Linked DNA regions of Homo sapiens: region 2 is linked to region 1. The links are chromatin contacts, found by Hi-C or POLR2A ChIA-PET in ENCODE. All regions are on one chromosome and are shown on one strand. Each heading gives the region's core, a stretch centred on a gene start or an enhancer-like site at or near the end of the contact. The rest is flanking DNA. Distances are from core to core; before and after follow the strand shown. Region 1 overlaps MAP3K5 (mitogen-activated protein kinase kinase kinase 5). Region 2 overlaps HIVEP2 (HIVEP zinc finger 2).

The links. Hi-C counts contacts between places; a loop is a spot of excess contacts on that map. ChIA-PET counts read pairs that join two places held with the same protein, here RNA polymerase II (POLR2A).
Region 2: a loop to region 1 is called in a map with no recorded cell type, with 34 times the contacts of the local background. The contact joins two enhancer-like sites. A Hi-C loop is called at or near these places in 1 of 37 single-sample maps with no recorded cell type. POLR2A ChIA-PET finds 5 or more read pairs at or near these places in 1 of 52 experiments (AG04450).

The regions. Positions count from the first base shown.
Region 1 is chr6:136,718,194-136,721,206 of GRCh38, reverse strand. MAP3K5 (mitogen-activated protein kinase kinase kinase 5) reads left to right here. Exons shown (of 30, transcript NM_005923.4): 2 at 618-757. Among named protein-coding and RNA genes, the nearest start is that of MAP3K5-AS2, 64 kb to the left of the region's middle. Within about 2 kb of position 1,491, at least 5 of the 41 ENCODE cell types and tissues checked have a DNase peak (open chromatin) inside an H3K27ac peak, as active enhancers do.
Region 2 is chr6:142,841,448-142,844,460 of GRCh38, reverse strand. All of the region lies in intron 1 of HIVEP2 (HIVEP zinc finger 2), which reads left to right. Among named protein-coding and RNA genes, the nearest start is that of HIVEP2, 100 kb to the left of the region's middle. RefSeq lists an enhancer at 966-1,255. Within about 2 kb of position 1,525, at least 12 of the 41 ENCODE cell types and tissues checked have a DNase peak (open chromatin) inside an H3K27ac peak, as active enhancers do.

The sequences.
Region 1 (3,013 bases), core at 242-2,741:
CTTAGTTAACGTGTTTTAATGTTGAAATTTATGAGAGAGCATTAGCCCCTGCTTCCCACCGTTGCAAATTCTCCTCGGTTTCCAGTAATCACATGATCTCCTTCTTCTTTAAAAAAAATGCAGGTTTGGGCCAGGCATGGTGGCTCACACCTGTAATCCCAGCATTTTGGAAAGCCGAGGCAGGAGGATTATTTGAGGCCGGGAGTTTGAGTTCAACCTGGGAAACATAGGAAGACCCTGTCTCTAAAAAAATTTTTTAATTAGCTGGGCGTGATGCCACATGCCTGTAGTCCCAGTTACTAGGGAGACTGAGGTGGGAGGATCATTTGAGCCTAGGAGTTCAAGGCTGCAGTCAGCCATGATCATGTCACTGTACTCCAGTCTGGGTGACAGAGCAAGACCTTGTCTCTTAAAAACAGAAAAAGGAGGTTTGTTACATTTTATAAAACCACTTCCAGGTAGAGCTGCAAATTCAAAATTCAGTGATAAATGAAGAGAGAAAATCCCTATCGTTTCCTTATTTCCTCTTTTGAATACTAAGATAATTCAAACCAAAATGTGCTGATTGGGCATTATTTGGGTGTCATTCTTTGGGGGACTTTGTTTTCTGTTTGCAGATATTGCGGTGGTGGAGATGAGCGATGCCTTCCGGCAGCCGTCCTTGTTTTACCACCTTGGGGTGAGAGAAAGTTTCAGCATGGCCAACAACATCATCCTCTACTGTGATACTAACTCGGACTCTCTGCAGTCACTGAAGGTACCTCCCTTGTTTACTGAATGTTTCATTTTAACATCAGCATTTCAGGGATACCGGTTTGTCATCCAAACATTTTAAGTAGCTTTTATTTGTGAAAGACTTTTATATGTTTGGTTAGTATGCATCAATTACTTGTCAAATTGGGAGGTTTATCGAGAATTCACTGTAGAAATTTGATGACACGAGTAGGAAAAAAGTTCACACTGAGTTCTGAGTTTCAGTCATGGTTGTAGCGGAGGAGACTGTGTTAATAGGAAGTCATTAGCGCCGACGTGGAGAAGGGAGATTGCATAAGGTATGGTCAAGCCTCCATGCTTTGTCACTTTTGGGAGCTTCATGGTGCCCACCAGTCTCCCAACTAAAAGTACACTTCCTACTTGAAAGTGCTCTGAGAAATTCTGAGTATACCCAAATAGTTGCCTTCCTCTTTCACTAGGGTATGATTTAAACTAAGATGGGAGAAAAGGAGGAGAAACTTACTATGTTTGTCTACAAAATTCAACCTGTCTCGATGTCATTCTCTCCAGTAATAGGAGCTTACTGCTATAAAGGCATTTCCTCCATCCAAAGAAGTTTGCCTAAAATGCTTTTTGCAAGGCCAAGTGATTTTACACTGTGTGATTCTTTGAAAAGCATCCCACAGTTCAGTGAATCGCATGCTGAGCTTGCCATCATCCATTTCCTTTGTGAAACTTCCAGCTAGCTTCATGTGGCTTTTTCTCAGCTCTGTCTTCCAGTTCCCAAATCTGAGCCAACCTTGGGACATTGAGCTCTAGAATCCTTAACCATATTACTAATGACTTAGCAATTGTTATATGAGTATCTCTAACCCATATTTCATGCAAAAAAGTCAGTAGTATTTTGCATTCTGAGTATTTAAAGCATGTGTGGCTTTCTTTGAGAAATCTGCAGAACTTCATTGAGCAAACATACCTACTACATGCCAGGCATTGTGCTGGTGATTGACAGGTATATCCCTTTCCAGAATACTCTGAAACAGTTCTAAGAGATTTGCCCCTACTTGTCCTAAGTCTGTTTTTTTATCCTAGAGCAATCCTTTACCTGGAGCAATCCTTAAGCCCCTCCTTAATTTTCCTCCAGATTTACCCCTTTAATTAGTACATCATAAAATGTTGTAACTCATTTTTAATTAGACATTTTGATTTGCTGCTATTTGCAACCCATATTAGCATTTGATGAAGGAATTATTTTATTTAGCTCTTTTCATTTTTCTTTGGGTTAAGTTTATGTATGTATGTATTTATTTATTTATTTAGACAGGATCTCGCTCTCTCACCCAGGCTGGAATGCAGTGTCGTGATCACAGCTCACTGCAGCCATGACCTCCTGCGTTCAAGTGATCCTCCCTCCTCAGCCTCCTGAGTAGCTGGGACTACAGATGCATGCTACCTCACCCAGCTAATTTTTCTCTTTTTTGTAGAGATGGGGTTTTGCCATGTTGCCCAGGCTGGTCTTGAACTCCTGGGTTCAAGCGATTCTCCCACCTTGGCCTCCCAAAGGGTTGGGATTATAGGTGTGAGCTGCCACACCTAGATCACCTAGATAGATTAAGTTTATTTAAGCAGGCCCTATTATGTTGGAGATTTTTTACTTTCTACATTTTTTTGCTCTTGCTCCTGCTAGTATCTGGTGGTTTAATTTTGTGCCCATTCTTTCCTAGGGAAGTATTTTTAAATGAAGCAAACTTACATTTGAGAGAAAGAGATAAAGCTAATCTTACCACACATATGTCCGGGACAAATAAACTGGCTTATTGTTTTAAGCTAGCCTTTGTCTAGGAGTGTTATTGGCATTTGATTGAAGTAGTTCCTTAAAAAGGCTAATGATGTCTAAACTGTGCTCATTTATCTTGTACATATTATCTGCTTCTTATTGAGTATTCACTATGTGCTAGGTACCAAGTGCTTTATCTGCATACATTTTCAAATTCTTAAAGGAGAGGCTGGGTGTGGTAATCCCAGCACTTTGCGGAGCTGAGGCAGTTGGATCACTTGAGGCCAGGAGTTCAAGACCAGCCTGGCCAACGTGGTGAAACCTTGTCTCTACTAAATACAAAAATTAGCCAGGTGTGGCAGCACATGCCTGTAATCCCAGCTACTTGGGAGGCATGAGAATCTCTTGAACCCAGGAGGCAGAGGTTGCAGTAAGCTGAGATCACACCACTGCACTCCAGCCTGGGCGACACAGCAAGACCCTGTCTCAAAAAAATCACAAAACAAAGAATAATAATAATAA
Region 2 (3,013 bases), core at 276-2,775, 6.1 Mb before region 1:
ATGACGAATTTCATAGTTCCCAAGATGAAAAGATGGAAATAGAACTCAGTGAGATTACTGACCTGACTTAGGAGAGCTAAAATATTAGGTTTCTCTTTCAAATACTTCCTTCTTGCAGCTTGCAAGTATGCTCATCCCTCTGCAATTCTCTTCATTAAAAAAAAAAAGTTTAGAGATTGAATGTTTATGTTTGTATTGACCTGTGGAATCCTCAGTTGCTTTTCTGTTGAATCCATTGTGCAATACCCAACGTATTGTGGGTTGGTAGGAAAAACTCTTTTAAGATTAAAAAAAACACATAAGGTATAATTCATTAATAATTTCATTCTGTTTCTGGATATGTTTTCTTCCCATTGTCAGCCAGTGTGGGAGGAAAGAGAAGAATGGAAGAATATTGCTGGAGTTGAGGGTGTTGTGTGGGTATGTGCCATCCGAAAGTATGTTACAGGAGAAAAAAATTCTTTTTATAATAAAAGTAAAATTCAAGTACTCGAAGTAACAGAAGATTATTAAATCTATTGTAGTGAAAAGTTATGATTCTAATGCTCTGAAAGTCTTAATCATTAAAGACATATGTTAACCAAAGGCATACATATGCATAAATATATGTACAAAAATGGTAATTTTGTGCTCCCAGGCTCAAACCTAAAATGTCATTCATAACACTATTGCTGCTGCCAATGGAGAAAATTTGCATAAGACTAAGGCAAAACTACCCATTCTTTCCTGTCCTGGAATAGAATTATAATTTCCAAACCGACAAATTTTAAACAAGGCCAGAGTTTCCTTTCACCTGGTTCAAAGTGAATTCTGATTAAAAGCTTCCAATGATAATATCTATAACCACAAAGCAGGCTCACCGTAGCTTTCTCTTGTGGGAACTCTAGGCTCTCCCTTCTAGAATTGCCCTTAGTGGTGGCCTGCTCTTTCTTTCTCTACATCCACCCCTTCCCTTAACTTGGGGCTGCACACGTCCAGCTTGCTCTATGAAGCCATTTGCGACCACTCTAGTCCCCACAGAACTCTTCCTGTTCTCAACTCCTATTATCCTTAGAGTCTTTTTCACACATTTAGCTTTTATTTTTTTAAAACATACTTTTTTTCTGTATTAGCTCAGTCACCTGTTATGTACTTTATTATAACAACTGGCACAGGTAACTAGTAAGTGTTCTTAATTGGTTGATTGTGATTTCTGGTGTCTGGCTATTAGGAAACTATTGTTACAGACTACAGTCTTGCTTCTCAAAGTGTAGACCAGCGAACTTATCACCTGGGAACTTTGGGGTTCCACGTAGACTTTCGGAATCAGAACCCATATTTTTAACAAGCTCCCCTGGTGACTCATCTACATGTGAAAATATTATAAAGCACTGCTGAGGAAGGTCCCTCTCTTGGGAAAGGGTAGAGGCCCTATAGACATTCAGCTTTCCCTTCGTGCAAGTGTTTTCCTGTTGTGATTTAGGTATCTGATCGTAGCAGACAACAGCTTGCTCTTACTGTAACTACGATGTTGTCAGTTTCATCTTTACACAGAATGAATCATGTTTAAATGTGGCCAGGGGGCTCTGTCTGAGGTCACCAGGACTGTATTTGTATTCTGATTCAAGACAACCACCAGATCCTAATCACTAATATCTCTTTAAATGGCCTTTAAAAAAAAATCTTATACTAAGAAGCAGAAAGTACGATTTCCTTTTCCTTAGTTACTTTTTTTTTTTCACTTAAAGTGCTTACACCCACTCAGCTTGCTATTTTGAACTCTGGGAAAGAAAATTTGTGGGCATCTTGCAGTCTTTCAGGAAACAAGGCTTAAATTAAATATTTGCCACATTTTCTACGTGGTTCTTCAGGAAAGTGGAGAAGCACATCACTCCTTCTTTCACTCGACTTGACAAACTTGACACATAGTGTGACTTTCAAAGTGCGGATGGCAAACAGTTTCAGTTCTTATTTGCCTATCTACACACAGACGTTCAGGTCTTTTTTTTCTTCCCATTTTTTCTTTTTGTCCTTCTCTTCCCTTTCAGTACAGAGTCTAGAATTCTTCATGTACCATATCGGTTATGTAAACCATAAGATTCCTTGAGAGTACCTAGCTTTGTGAAATCAAGGAAGATAACACGTGGATTTAGTTAACATGCACAACAAAATTTAGACTATTTTCAGTCAAACTTAGGTTTAACATATTTTATTTATAATTTTAAGTGATTTGTATTTCTGCACTTTTTCTCTATCTTTGAACTCAGAACTGTTTCACAGATAGCAGAAATAAGAGACAATGGTGGGTGGAAGGGAAGGAGGAGGGCTCTAGCTAGCTGAAGCCATTCAGCTGTGTTTTAAAGGAACTCAGGGCTTTGTCATGTAAATATTCTAAGGAATAGAATGGTTACATGAGATATTATTTTGTGGTGGTGATATTGTTTACATGCAGTTTTAATTTCATTTTGGTCAAGGAAATGAAGATATTTTATTTAAGATAGGATTTTAAGTACTTGTCTTCTATTTAATCAGCATTTTCCGGCATGTAAAGGAAGTGATTTAGGGAACCTTGTGAGGAATTCACACAATTTAATTGCTGGACATGAAGAATGAAGTATTTCCAAGCAAGTGAAATGGAAATGAGGAAAGACAGAGAATCAGGAGACTTGCAGAATATAAATGTCTATTGAATATAAATGTTAAAATGTCGTATATGTAGAGATTCATAATAATATGCAATTTTTTTAAACATGGGACAACAAAATGTTGAAAAGATGCATATGTATATAATTCAACTCAATTTTAATCAGACTGCTAATGGGAATATTCTGAGTATGACTGAATATGGAGGGCAAACAGTACACTTAATTAAATAATATAATCTGAAAAAATGGGTGAAAATTTCCCACATATACTCATGCAGAAAAGAAAATATCGATGAACATTTGAAAAAAGAAAATGAAGAGTAGTTTCTAGCTCTACCATGGATTTGAACATACTACGAAACAACAGTAATTAAAACTAACACACACAC